Linked DNA regions of Homo sapiens: region 2 is linked to region 1. A link is a contact called in ENCODE Hi-C or POLR2A ChIA-PET data. All regions are on one chromosome and are shown on one strand. Each heading gives the region's core, a stretch centred on a gene start or an enhancer-like site at or near the end of the contact. The rest is flanking DNA. Distances are from core to core; before and after follow the strand shown.

Evidence for each region. A loop is a pair of places that touch in the nucleus more often than their neighbours do. ChIA-PET counts read pairs that join two places held with the same protein, here RNA polymerase II (POLR2A). Pooled maps may share reads with other maps.
Region 2: a map of PC-3 shows a loop between it and region 1 (2.9-fold over the local background). The contact joins two enhancer-like sites. A Hi-C loop is called at or near these places in 9 of 168 maps with a recorded cell type or tissue (CD8-positive, alpha-beta T cell, PC-3, aorta and 6 more) and 4 of 50 pooled maps. POLR2A ChIA-PET finds 5 or more read pairs at or near these places in 2 of 52 experiments (K562 and MCF 10A).

Annotation. Positions count from the first base shown.
Region 1 is chr2:33,066,271-33,073,780 of GRCh38, forward strand. All of the region lies in intron 3 of LTBP1 (latent transforming growth factor beta binding protein 1), which reads left to right. Among named protein-coding and RNA genes, the nearest start is that of LTBP1, 120 kb to the left of the region's middle. RefSeq lists an enhancer at 3,370-4,569 and a silencer at 3,512-3,806. Within about 2 kb of position 4,266, at least 14 of the 41 ENCODE cell types and tissues checked have a DNase peak (open chromatin) inside an H3K27ac peak, as active enhancers do; they include PC-3 and ascending aorta, where a contact is called at or near this core.
Region 2 is chr2:33,100,393-33,107,902 of GRCh38, forward strand. The region is part of intron 3 of LTBP1 (latent transforming growth factor beta binding protein 1); the gene reads left to right. Among named protein-coding and RNA genes, the nearest start is that of LTBP1, 160 kb to the left of the region's middle. Within about 2 kb of position 3,824, at least 4 of the 41 ENCODE cell types and tissues checked have a DNase peak (open chromatin) inside an H3K27ac peak, as active enhancers do; they include PC-3 and ascending aorta, where a contact is called at or near this core.

The sequences.
Region 1 (7,510 bases), core at 3,016-5,515:
TGTTGTCTATAGCTGCTTTCTTCCTGTAATGGCAGAGTTGAGTTGTGACGGAGACTGCATGTAGCTCTGTGATCACTTTTCACTGCTGCTTGGCACCCCAAAAATCATAGTTACCACATTTAATTATTTTAAACTTAGAAATTGTCAGTGTTTTTAGTGGCATGTGTATTAACTTACAGTGACTTTTTTTTATTTTTTATCAGTGTAAATCCTTGATGTCAGAAGAGTAGAAAAGTAGACTCTGAATGTCATACTTTAAAAGGCATAGTGGAGTATGGATTATTTTGTTATTAAATTAGATGGCAAAGCATTGTGTTTATTATGTAATGAGACTGTAACTGTGCTAAAAGAATATACGGTATGCTGACATTACCAGACTAATCACTTATCACAATATTTTCAACTCACAGAAATGCTGTGGTGAAAAGTTAGAAAATTTAAAATCAAATGTTTCATTATAGCAGAATTTCTTTACACAAAAAAGAACATTCAGCTGCAAACAAGGTAAATTTGCAAGTGACTCCTTTGTTATCCAAGCCAGGAAAGCCATTTATTGATGGTGAGTTAATTAAATCATGCTTGATTGCAGCAGCTGAAGAAATGTGTTCAGAGAAAACAAAATTGTTTAAGACTCTTCTAAGCCTTGAGCACTTTGGGAGGCTGAGATGAGAGGATTGCCTGAGTCCAGGAGTTCGAGACCAGCCTGGGCAAACTAGACAGAACCCATTTCTACAAAAAATAAAACAATTTAAAAAAAGCCAGGCATGGTGGCATGCCTGTAGTCCCAGCTACTCTAGAGGCTGAGGCAGGAGGATTCCTTGAGCCCAGGAGGTCCAGGCTGCAGTGAGCTGTGATCATGCCACTGCCCTCCACCCTGGGCTACAGAACGAGACCCTGTCTGAGGGCTAAGATTTATTTTTTTCTGAACAGGATAAATTGACTTTAGCTACTATTGAAGACTGAGTGGCTTTGGAAATTAGCTTTAGCTGCAGAGTTGATAATGAATTCAACATAAAACTATAAGGCAAAACAGTGCTTATATGTGAAACTTAATATTGAAGTAAAGTCACTTAGATGCCACCTAACATTGTTTTAATCACTAGTAATATTAAGATGCTTTATACACTTCTTATGCTGTCAAAAGTGAAAATAAGAAATGAGATCTCTGTTTGCATACCAGTTGTAGCAGATACATTTTCTTAGCTCAACTAAGTACTGTTGACCTTCCATATCCATGAGTTCTGCATCTGTTTTTAACCAGCTTTGAATCAAACATATCTGGGAGAAACAAATGGCATCTGTACTGAACATTCACAGACACTTTTTGATCATTATTCTCTAAACAATACAGTATAACAACTATTTACATAGCATTTACATTGTATTAGGTATTATGAGTAATCTAGAGATTATTTAAAATATACAAGAGGATATGCATAGATTAGAAGCAAATACTATGACATTTTATATTAGGGACTGGAATATCCACAGTTTTTGGAATCTGAGGGAGGTCCTGGAACTAATCTCCCATGGATACCAGGGGACAGCTGTACCAGCAGTGCTTTTGGACCACAATGCAAGTAGAAAGGAAATTTCTATAATTCAAAATCTATTTAACTGTGCAGTTGAAGAGCTTCCACTTAACTTTAATTGCAAGTGAAGAATCTGAAATGTAGCAACATACCAAAAGGAGGATATCAACAGAAGAATATAATAAAAATTTTTAAATGCCATCCAAGTAATGAATATGCTTAAATAAAATCATATGCTCCTGGATAACAGTATTTTTTCCATACACAAATAGGTGTGTGAAAAGACATTTTCAGAGATGAAATATGTAAAATCTCATTAGAGATTAGCATTAGCAGAGTAACATTTGCGATTCTTTTTTTGTGGGGTGGGGGGAGGGTGTAAACATATGTTTTTATTTCTCTTGAATAAATGCCCAGGAGTGCAGTTACTAAGTCATGTAGTAGTTGCATGTTTAGTTTTTTTTTTTAAACAATAAACATTATTTTTCGATAATTTTTAGATTCACAGCCAAAATGAAGGGAAATAGATATATAGTCCATATACTCCCTGCCCCCAAATGTGCACAGCTTCTTCCATTATCTATTACCACTCCCACACCAGAGGGGTAATTTGTTATAAATGATGAACCTGCATTGACTCATCATCATCGTCCAGAGTCCATAGTTTATATTGCTGACTCTTGATGTTGTACATTCTGTGGGTTTGGAAAAATGAATAATGGCATGTATCTGCCATTACAGCATCCTACAGAGTATTTTCACTGCTCTAAAAATCCTCTATGCTCCACCTATTCATTCTTCCTTCTCCCCTAATCCTTGGCAACCACTGATCTTTTTATTATTTTGATAATATTTGCAGTTGATTTTGATGATAAGGAATACTAACTTTGAGTCCCAATTAAGCAAATTGTCCTCCCTCTACCAAAAGAATATCATTCTTCACATTAGGAGGCTTATATACAAATAATTATACTTTGTTATTAATATTATGTTTTGAATTTTGTCAATGAAAAATGTGTGTGAAATTGTTTTCTCTCATTAAGTACCCTCTATGATACCCTCAATATTGCCTTTTGGCCCACAACTAAAATATATACTATATGGGTCTTTATGGAAAAAGTTTGCTAACCCCTGATTCATATCAATGTTTAACTATTCTAACCATTTAGATCAGAGAATGAATGTTTTTGTGCCTCAATAAATGTCAGTTTCAAAAACCAACAGCAGTAAAGGAAATTTTGTTTGGGGCTCAGGATATTTTGCTCCGGAAGTTAAGCTTACTTAAAGTTTACTCTTGTTCTGAAATTGTGTTAAGTTGTCTGGGAGAGGGTTGAGCACAATACATGACTGTTGATTCCTCTCTGTGTACTTGTTAGGTATCCCTGGTACCCTGAGATGATGGCCCCACTCAAAGCCAGACTTCCGAGAGCCTGGACTGGGGAGAAAGATGCCCCTGGCTCTGTGCACTGATGCCTCCCTCCCCGCCCCACTCCATTCATACCCACACCCTCTCCCTCTAGTCTGCACCTCTTCCTCCTGTGCATGGGAATATCTAGTCCCTCAGTTCCCAAATTTCTGCAGATGAAGCACCCATTCTTGTCATTCCCACTTATGATCCATTTTGATCTAGAAGGTAGTGTTGTCTCCTAGGAGGGCAACAAGCAAGTCTGAGCTGCCTGCCCCAGAGTTTTTGCTGTTTGCTAAGGCATCTCTGGGGTGAACAGAGGGCAGGTCAATGTTACCTGCTGACCTTGAAACCCTTGGTGTGTGTGCAGCACAGCCTGGAAGTTGTCAGTCAAGATTATTCTCAAGCCTCATAGACTCAGGTTCCTAGTACAGACATCTGCATCCAGACCAGTTATCTGCTCACAAAACAAAGTTGAAGAGAACAAGAATGAACATCATGCAGTTTTGATTTTTGCCTCTTCATTCTCCCTTTCCCCCATTTTCATCCACAAATGCTTACTGTCTTCACCATTTTGTGCAATATTAATTTCTCTGGGTTATTTATAGGGAGTGGGTGGGCACAGTGCTTATGACTTAGAATGGAAGACGGTATTCCCCGAAGAGCTCTCAACAGCTCACAGTCTGAGGGAGACCCTGTGGGTACTTGGTCTGTTGATCCTGTTGAAAAGTGAGCATAGCATGTGGGAAAGTGACTCATGGATGTGACTTCACCATTGCCCTCCTTTTAAACTTCTTACAGTGAAAGCATAACCCAGTTCTGACAAAGGTTTTCAGCCAGGGCTGGGCCTGCCTTTGACTCAGCGATGTGTCACATTCTCTCTGCCGGAAACTCTCATTCTTAACACCAGTCATCATGGTCCTGGCAACACACTTTTTGGAGAGGTGTTGGTATTTGGTGGATTTATTTTCTTTTCCAGCTGCCCACAAAAAAACAAACTCAGAAATATCTATTTGTTTTTCCTTTGAAAAGTTTGTTGGAATAGTGTGTCATTTCTCCATCTGGAGCCGTTGTTGCTTTGCCAAGGATAGTTTGCTTAGGGCCATGGCAAGGTGACGGTGGCCCTAAGTGAAGGGTAAAATAACTGGGGCGGCATGCCCGTCTGGGATGGCGAAACCTCTGAGCTGCTGTCAGGCGGTGGGTGGCTAGCCATGGCTGGTGGCCACAGGCCATCACTTCAACTGTGGCTGGGATTTGCTTAAAGAAGTCCTTTAAGTTTCTTAAGTAATGTCTGCCCAGTCACTCACCTAAGCGGATACCTCTTTACTGTTCGGTGATTTTGTGCCAAGAGAATGCCTAGACTTGCCAGCCCACATTGGAAACTTCCCAGAAGCCCAAGGGCCACACCTAATTTACAAGAACTGGAACCCCTATTCCATTCTTTGCTGCTTACAGCTTATGGGAGAGGCATGTTCTAACGGGCTTCTTTCCTTCTAATTTGTAGATCCTGTGCAGGCAGCTCCTTGAAGGCAGGGCTGTGCCTTTCTTGTATGTTTTCTTAGAGTGTTGAGCTCAGAGGAGACCCCAGTAGAGAAGGCACTGTGGCGTGGGGGAGTAACACCTGTTTAGTAGTCAGGGGAATAGGGTCAAAACTCCACGTTGGCCACGGGCTATGAGATCTTGGCCCAGTCAGTTCATTTCTCTGGGCATTTCCTCATCATCCAATTGCTGGGCTGAGTGATTCTCTAAAGCAGTGGTTCTCACCCTTGCTAGATGTATGAGAAACACCTGTGGACTTTTTATTCTTTAATCATACATGATCTGGCCACAGCCACTCATAGTGGGTTCAGCAAGTCTGGGTGGAGCTTGCAGAGTAAAGATTTTTCCAGAGTTCTTTATGGCCAGGGTTGAGGGCCACTATGTGCAGTCCCTGACTAGATAAGCAATGGGAACAAAGAGTGAGTCGTTCAGGCCACTTCCAAGCTTACTCACGTGGCTTTGGGTAGGTCTTGGTTCCTCATGGCTTTTGGCGGAAGGCCTCATTCATACCTCACTACCTGGGCCTCTCCATAGGACAGCTAGCTTGCCTTCCTCACAGTGAATGAGAATGTGGACAAAGTAGAAGCTACAGTCTTTTTGTAAACGCAATCTCAGAAGTGATGTCCCATCATGTTTGTCATATTTTATTCATTAGAAATGAGTCCCTTGATCTGCCTTATACTCTAGGGGAGAGGATTCTGCAAGAATCTGGACTACCAGGCAGTGGGATCATTGGGTGCCATCTTAGAGGCTGCCTTGCACAGCATCTAGGAGGTGGCTGCAGAATGGATTTTGGAGCAGGAACAGGGGGAAGGGAAGCAGGGAATCAGAAGGGTGTGGTCCACAAGCTAATGGAAGGAGGATAGAATTCAAGTATAGGCTAGGTTATGATGTCGTAACAAGTCATAATCTGAGGGGCTTGAAATAACAAAGATTTATTTCTTCCTCATGCAGATAGTAGTTACAGGCTGTTTTGGGCTTTGTGCCATATCATCACACGTGGGACATGTTCATCACGGGTCGTCTGGGGATTCTTCTTTATGTCATTTTCACTGTGGGACCTAAGCTGACAAAGCAGCTTGAATGTGGAAAAACTCCAACTGTGCTTCCCCCACTATACTCTCACAAAGCAAATCTGACACCGGATGTGTGGGGATTTCTGCCCACCAGCAAGCAAGCAGTCAGTTCTGCAGTGCACACCAACTGAATGTCCTTTAATTGAATTCTGACACTGTCTACCTGGAGACAGCATCGGATCCCACAGGTTCAGGGCTCAGTCCCACGAGACTGCCCCCGTTTCAGATACCAGTTGCAAGTCTGAGCCTCTGGAACTTCTGACCAACCAGTGTCAAGTTGGGGTTCCCATGATCTGCTGTTTGGGTTTGACTAATTTGCTAGAGCGGCTCACAGAACTCATGGAAACACAGGTTTACCAGTTTATTATAAAGGATATTGCAAAGGATACAGACGAAGAGGTGCTTAGGGAGAGGTTTAGGGGAAGGGGCGCAGATCTTCCATGTCCTCCCGGGATGCACCACCCTCCAGGCACCTCCACATGTTCAGCTATCTGAAGCTCTCTGAACCCAGTCCTCTTCGGCCTTTTATGGAGACTTCATTGGATAGGCATGATTGAAGCATGGAGTGGGGAAACCTACCAAGGCCTGTCCAGATTCTCAGCCTCTCTGTGCAGCATTCCTTCCTCCAGGGTCTGGGGCAGCACCCCTGAAACAGGGGCCTTAGGACCTGCAATCAGACAAGGAAGGTCCTCGCATTTGTTCACGGTCAGTTTCAGGACAGAAAGGCAGGGGGATATCTGAGTATGTTTTTAGTTTCTAAGGCCTTCCTTGGGGAGAAAAAAGTGCAGGTGAAAGGAAGGCAGAAGGTCAGTGAGAGAGAGATTTGTTTTTTGAGGACTAAAAGTGCCCCAACATGAGGTGATAAGGACTATGGGAGTTACGAGCCAGAAACCATGGTTGAAAACCGGTATATTAATATATATGTCATAGTATCACGCAAGTACTCTCAGAAACATTGCTGGTTGCCATGGCAGAGGGAAAAAGTTATGGAAAAGCATGTATTAGCTCTTAAAACTTCAGCCTATGTTATTTCCATTCACGTTTCATTGGCCAAATTATGTCTTATGGTCTACCACCACTTCAGAGGGGGCGAGGATATGTACTCCTGTCATGTGTCCCGAGAGTAGAAGTCTGGAGATATTTGATTAGCACCAATGACACCCCTGGGGGGAGTAGTCAGTAGTGTTGCCCTCCACAGAGCCGGGCAACGTGACCACTGAACATGGTGTTTCGGTTGGCATTCACGTGGTCATTGTTAATCTTAATCTTGGCCAGTTCAGTAGTTGTAGAAAAATGATGTATAACCTGATTGCATGGTTTGAGGAGTGAATAGGAGATGAGAAGGTGCAGAGAGCTAGAAGGAAAGAATTGTAGACATTTTTTACCATGAAGGAAGTTTGAATTACCAGCCTTTCCTCATTCTTTTGTATGTAATCACAGAATGATGTCACAGTGTTTTTTTTGTTTTTGTTTTTTTATTTTACCATGTACATATCAACAGATTTTTCTTTGACTATAAAGGACTCTGTGCTTTGATAATAATCCAGAAATGACCAGAGGAAGTTTATCTTGTGTGCACTTTCAATATTGTATTTAAATAGGAAATCACCCCTTTTTACAGTTTTCATCTCGAGCCAAACAAAGTCAAGGTATTATGAGAACTGCAACGCTTTTTGAAGAAACCTATCATACATTTATTTTTCTTAGTTTTTCTTTCTTCTTCCCTTTTTAACTGGTTTTGAAGTTTGGAAATAATTAAATTTTATTCAGTCTCCAAAGTTGCTCTGAAACATCAGTTTTTCTTCTTTCTTTCTTTTTTTTTTGGACAGAATCTTGCTCTGTTGCCTATCCTGGAGGGCAGTGACACAATCTCAGCTAACTGTAACCTCCGCCTCCCAGGTTCAAGCAATTCTTGTGCCTCAGCTTCCTGAGTAGCTGGGATTACAGGTGCCTGTCAC
Region 2 (7,510 bases), core at 2,574-5,073, 34 kb after region 1:
TGTGTCATCCAGAAATATGAAGGATGGGGGCAGGGGGGGCAAGAAACCCAGCTTCTTTTTCCCTCATTCACTGTGGTACCTGACTTTTTTTTTTTCAAGGAATCTAGGGTATAATTGCCTTTTTTATGTAGTTTTAAAAAATTTTTGTAAAGTATATGTAATGTAAAACTTGCCATCTTAACCATTTTCATTGTACAGTTCATGGAAGTACATGCACCGTGCTGTGCAACCATCACTACTTTCTGTTTCCAGAACTTTTCATCACCCCAAGGAGAAACTCTACCTATTAAACAGTAATTCTCTCTCTCTCTCCCCCAACCCCTGGTGATAACCTCTACTCTATTTTCTGTCTATAAATCTGCCTATTTCAGAGACCTCATAGAAGTGGAATCAAATCATACAGCATTTGTCCTTTTATGTCTGTCTTATTTCACTTAGCATGATGTTTTCAAGGTTCATCTGTGTTGTAGCCTGTGTTAGAGTTTCATTTCTTTTTAGGATTAGATAATATTCCATTGCATGGACAAACCACATTTTGTTTGTTCTTTGTCCCAGGACATTTGGGTTGTAGGTTCTGCCTTTTTGCTGTTATGAATAATGCTGCAGTGAACAGTGGAACATAAGTATGTTTGAGACCCTGCTTTCAGTGCTTAGGAGAAGAATTGCCAAATTATATGGTAATTCTGTGCTTAATAGCTTTTTGAAGAGCTGCAAAACTGATTTTTCACAGTGCTTGTAGGGCTAGGTTCCTTGACTCTTACAAACTCATTAGGTATTAAGGAGTGTGAACAGCTGACCCTAGGATTGCTGAATGGGGCTTTGCAAATTCTGAGCTCATTGTTTACAAATAACTTCAAAAAAAATTTTAAGTGAAGCTTATATTTAATGAAACTTTAGAAAGTAAGCTTTGCTTTTTTCTTAAGTATACACTTAGGCAGTCTTTGAATAGAAATCTAATATTATCAGAGGGATGAAATTCTGTTTTTGTTTTGTCGTTATTGGAAGAGGAGTGAAAGAATTGAATATCAGGTATTGTGCTAGATATTTTCACCCATCATAAAAAGAAATCACTCATCCTTATCGTTTCTGCATTAACTTTGTGAGGCGATGTTATTACCCTTATATCACTATGAAGGAGTTGAGGTAATTCTTCCCTTCCTTCCCATGATAAGTGGTAGAGCTCAGGTTTGGTTCTTAGAATTCAGTTAAAAAGTCTCGTGATTGGCATTTCCCCAATAGGCTAGGAGCCTTAATTACTCAACTGTTTACATTTTGAATTTTTTTTTGGATTGTATTAGTTAGGTTTTCTCTGGCCCTTGTTAGTTTAGATAAATAGGAGATGGCTACAATTTCTTTTTAATTTGGTTTTAGATAAGCTCTCCTCAGTAACCAAATGTAGTAGCTCGTTTTTTGAGAAACTCAGGAGTTTAGTTATTAACAATATCTCTTTCAATGGTTGCTTGTTAAATAACTTACTCAGTTCAAGGTTTTGATGATTTCGGTGTACTGTGCTTTTCAGAATTTTTGAACACAGTTACCTCATCCTTTGCAGATAGGATATCTGCTTTTTTTAGCACGTAGCTTTGACAATTAAACATAGAAGAGAAGAGGATATGTCTTGTGTCCAGGCAACTTGAGTATAGGGCCACCTCTCTGGCCTAATGGGGCATCCAGAGGACACATTTGGAGGTTGTGCAGTTTTGATCTCCTCCTTCTCCAGGGTCGAAATTTCTGTGTGCCTGGCCTCATCATCTCTGTAAACCTGTCTGTCATTGGCTCTTCATTCATATCTGTTGTAATAGTTTGGTGATAGTAGCCCACGTTTAGAGCGCTAGTTTTCAACCATGGAACTATTGATATATTGGGCCAGGTACTTTTTCTGTTGGGGTGGGGGGCTGTTCTGTGCATTATAGGATACTTAGTGTCATCCCTGGCTTTTTCCCAGTAGATGCCAGGCTGCCATCTCCAAGTCTTGACACTTAAAAATGTCTCCAGACATTGCCAAGTGTCCCTGAGAAGCAAATACAGCCCCTGGTTAAGAACCACTGGTAAAGGAAGATTTGGAATTACTTGGTTGTGTTGATCATGTTTCTTAATGACCATTACTAAAAATCGCTTATTTTCTATATTTTTTCCCTCAAATATCTACCTTCTTTCATTTTAATTTCTCAATCCCTTTTGTCTCTTTCATCTCATTTAGTCGAAGACAATTTTTATTGGTCTTTCTCTTATATTTTCATTTCTCCCATTTTCCTGACTTTGTGTTTGCTCCTTTCATTTTACTTTTGCTGTGTTTTTCTGGCATACTCTGGTTTTCCCATATTCTTTACTGGCAGTCTGTATATGCTGTTTGTATGCACTGTCCGTATGCACAGTCTGTATGCTGAATGCACAGTCTATATGTTGTATGCACTGTCTGTAAGCTGTACGCATTGTCTGTATGCAGTCTGTATGCTGTATGCACTGTCTGTATGCACAATCTGTAATGCTCTGTATGCACTGTCTGTATGCTGTATGCACTGTGTATGCACAGTCTGTATGCTGTATTCATTGTCGGCATAGTCTGTATGCTGTATGCACTGTCTGTATGCACAGTCTCTATGTTGTATACACAGTCTGTATGCTGTATGCATTGTCTGTATGCATAGTCTGTATGTTGTATGCACTGTCTGTATGCATAATCTGTATGCTGTATGCACTGTTTGTATGCAGATTCTCTATGCTGTGTGCACTGTCTGTATGCACAATCTCTATGTTGTATACACAGTCTGTATGCATAGTCTGTATGCTGTATGCACTGTCTGTATGCAGTCTCTATGTTGTATATATAGTCTGCTGTATGCGCTGTCTGTATGCAGTCTCTATGTTGTATACAGTCTGTATGCTGTATGCACTGTATGCACAGTCTCTATGTTGTATACACAGTCTTTATGCCGTATGCATTGTCTGTATGCATAGCCTGTATGCCGTATACATTGTCTGTACGCATAGTCTGTATGCTGTATGCATTGTCTGTATGCATAGTTTGTATGCTGTATGCACCATGTGTGTAGTCTGTATGCTGTTTGCATTGTCTGCATGTGCTTCCCTTTAGTCTCTTCATCAGCAGCCTGTTACCTCCTAATTCTGTTTTGGTCTGATAGGTAATTCCATATGGATGGGGTCATGGACCATAAATCCTTGTCTCCGTTTACGTGTGTGTGTGTGTGTGTGTGTGTGTGTGTGTGTGTGTGTGAGTGTTATGCTGCCATGTGGCATCTTCCTAATGGTTTGCTTATTCTTTGCCATTCCCTATGTGCATATTGCCCTTGAGCACTCTCCAGGGGGAAGAGATTTTCTGCATCAAATCATAGCTGACACTTTAATTTACTTGAATGCCCATCCTGCTTGTTGAGTAGCATTCACCCATCCTTCTCAACAACTTGAAGGCAGGCAGGGTGCAATTGATCACTTGAATTTTGTGGAGAAGAACTGGCCCTGGCAGCCTGAAGGTGACCCCTGCACTTTCCTCCTGAATCCCTGTTTCCTCTTCTGCTTTTTCTTACTCCTGATTATAAAACTAAGGACCCTCAACACAGGGGAACGGGTTAGATTGTGTTGGACTGGACTTCTGTGGGAAACTTTTTGTGGCCTATTGGGGGTTCCTTTCTGTGAGGTCCAAAGCCCTTTTCTTAACTGGAAAGGGCCTTGTGTTCTGCCAGATCCTCCCACCCTCTCTGCAGGTCAAATAATGGATTTAGTAGAAATATGGAAAAGTTTAGTCTGTCTGTGCGCCAAAAATTGCCACTAGGAAGGCAGCAGTGTAAACAGTGTGTGACTAATTCTTTCTTTTAAGGAAAGCAGTTTTATGCGATTGTTTCCCTGCTGCTAACAAAGATACAGAGGTTTCCTCAGATTCAAGTCTTTAGATGGCCAGCCACACCCCAGCCTCTGGCCTGTTTCTCTTGTTCTTTCTTTTCTGTGTGTCACTAGTATCTCCCCATCACATAATATGCAGTCATATTTTGGCTCCTACCATTCCTAACACCACGCTATTGATTTCTCTGGCCCTTGTTGGTTTAGATTAGTGACCTTCAACCAAACCCAGCGGCCTTTCCTAATTTCTTATTCCTTTGGTTTTCTGCAGTAATTTGCAGGTGGTCCTCTCCTGCTTCCTCCTAGAAACTTTCTTCCACTTACCATTTTTGAACTGACTCGATCCTTGTTTTTCTCCTCTTCTGACTTTTTGGCCTCCTATATTCTCTTTATGTCCCTACCATTAAGTGTGAGTATCCTCCAAGACTGTGTGGCTCCCTGTTGTTTTTCCTGAAACATTTTTGCATTTGAAGATGTTGGCCTCTCCTAGAATGTCACTATTCCTAAACTCAGAGGCTTTTCCCTAACCTCTCCTTAGAGATCCACCCTGCATTTCTGTTTCTAAACTAACATAATCATTCTTGCCCTCTCGAGAATAGAGTGGCCCTTTCTTCTGACAGACATGACTCAGCACGCCTCATTGCACTTACTTTTCCCCTCGGCTTTGAACCAAAAATATCCTTCCAGTGGGCTTGAAACCTTCAAGTTGCTGGAATCCTTCCCTGGCTGTCCCCACCCCTTTGCTGATTTGATCCTCAAGTCCTGTTAGTTCTTCTTATAGTTACCTCCATTATGGCCCCTTCTCGATTTATTCACTTTAGATGTTTTCTAAAATGTCTTGCTCTAGTAGATGAAGACTTAGCTTATTTACTTCACCCCCTGTCCACCAGCCTTCCTCCCAAAGTCATCATAGGCACACTGGGAAATACTGAGGGTTCACATCCAGACCATCCCAAGAAAGTGAGTATCCCAGTAAAGCAAGTCACATGAATATTTTGGTTTCCAAGTACATGTAAAAGTTATGTTTACACTATACCTTAGTCTATTAAGTGTGTAATAGCATTATGTCTAAAAAACAATGTACATTAATTGTTTAAAAATTAATTTCAATTTTTAAATTAAAATGTAAAAATACCTTACTGCTCGAAAATGCTAATGATCATCTGAGACTTCAAATCATATGTGATCTTCTGCTTTTTTTTTTTTTGAGACAGAGTCTCACTCTGTTGCCCAGGCTGGAGTGCATTGGCATGATCTTGGCTCATTGCAACCTCCACCTCCTGGGTTGAAGTGATTCTCGTGCCTCAAGCTCCCAAGTAGCTGGGGTTACAGATGGCACCACACCTGGCTAATTTTTGTATTTTTAGTAAAGATGGGGTTTTATCATGTTGGCTAGGCTGGTCTTGAACTTGCGACCTCAGGTGATCCACCCGCTTCGGCCTCGCAAAGTGCTGGGACTACAGACTTGAGCCCAGCCCCATAATCTTTTTGCTGGTAGAGAGTCTTGCCTTGATGTTGGTGTCTGCTGAGTGATCAAGGTGGTGGGTGCTGAAGGTTGGGGTGACTTTGGCAGTTTTGTAAAATAAGACAACAATGAAGTTTGCCACATCAATTGACTTTTCCTTTCATGAAAGATTTCTCTGTGGCATGCAGTGCTGTTTGATAGCATTTTACGCACAATAGAACTGCTTCCAAAATGAAAGTCAGTCCTCTCAAATCCTGCTGCTGCTTTATCAACTAAGTTTATGTAATATTAGAAATCCCTGGTTGTCATTTCAACAATGTTCACAGCATCTTCAGTAGGAGCAGATTCCATCTCAAGAAACCATGTTTCTTTGCTCATCTGTAAGAAGCAGTTCTTCATCCCTTCAAGTCTGATCATGAGATTATAGCAGTCCAGTCACTTCTTCAGGCTCCACTTGTAACTTTCATTCTCTTGCTGCTATTTCCACCACATCTGCAGTGACTTCCACTGAAGTCTTGAACTTTTGACCTTTGGGTCATCCATGAGAGTTGGAATCATCTTCTTACAAATTCTTATTAATGTTGATATTTGGACCTCCTCCCATGAATCACAAATGTTCTAATGGCATATAGAATGGCAAATCCTTTCCAGATGTTTTCCAATTTACTTTGCCCAGATCCATCAGAGGAATCACTATCTATGGCAGCTGGAGCCTTAAGCAATGCATTTCTTAGATAGGAAGACTTGAAAGTCAAAATCACTGCTTTATTTATGGGCTACAGAATGGATGTTGTGTTAGCAGGCACCAAAAAAGTTAACTTTTTTATACATCTCATTCAGAGCTCTTGGGTGACCAGGTGGATTGTCAATGAGCAGTACTATTTTGAAAGGAAATCTTTTTCTTTTTTTTTTTTCCCTGAAAAGTAGGTCTTAACAGTAGGGTTAAAATATTTAGTAAACCATGCTGCAAACGCATGTGCTGTCATCCAGGCTATGTTGTTGTAGAGCACAGGCAGAGTAGATTTAGCATAATTCTCAAGAGCCCTAGGATTTTTGGAATGGTAAATGAGCATTGGCTTCAACTTAAAGTCATCAGCCACCAACGAAAGTCAGCCTGTCCTTTGAAGCTTTGAAGTCAGGCATTGACTTCTTCTCCCTTGCTTGAGTTGGGGAAAACAGTTGTCTTCATATATAGGCTTTCAATTGAGATAACACTGTTCAGCCCTACTTCTCATTTTCACCCTTTACTTTACTTGGCTTAAGTATTCCGAACCTTTGTGTGGTCCCCTGTGACAACTGCTTCCTCTGTGTCTGTACTCTTTCAGAGTGACTCCTGACCAGTGTACTTGAACTACCGGGTTGTAACCCATTAGAGAACTCATGAAGTCATGAAATACATGTAGTGGCTTAAGATTATATGAAAAGAATAGCTTAGAAGAGAACACGTCAGGGTGCCCTGCACATCGTAAGGGTAAACACTGTCTTGTAAAATTTGTTTTAGTTATACCAAAACACAGACATATATGTAGATATGTATTCGATCTCCATGTAAAATGTACTTTTTACTGTGGGTTGAGGTGAAAGAAGTTAGAAAAATATTTTTTAAGACCATGGCTTGCTTCACCCTGTTACAACAGTCAGGGTTTCTCGGTGCACTTTGAATCTCTTTACAGATTTGTTGAAATGTCTCTTGTGTGTTTATTAATGGATGATATGAAACATATTTATTAAGCTGTGTAGAACAGGTCTGGATCAATCAGAAGGGATGCTGGAGCAGAGACCCTGAGTTCTCCAGCTTTGTCAAATGTTAACTCTTTATAGGATTGAGGAGATGTCTTAGGGGGCCCAGTGGATGGGACAGGGAGATCCACCAGTGGAGGGGCACTTTGGGCATTGGGATAGTAGCTCTTCATCAGTACAGAGTATTTAAATATTTTAAACCACCAGTGTGGCTGTACGATTGCATAACAGCTAGATATGAACCCTGGATTTATATCTTTTTAATTTCTTACCTGTAACTTTAAGGGTATCTTTGGAGGAAGGGGAAATATATGGGTGCCCCCGCCAACCACTTTGAACCAGAATCCCTGCAGTTTGTAATCTAATTTTCTCTTCAAAAGTTTAGTCCCCCACTTTGAAAAATTACGGTTACATTGCTGTGACTAATTTGATGTTCACTGGTGATAGTAA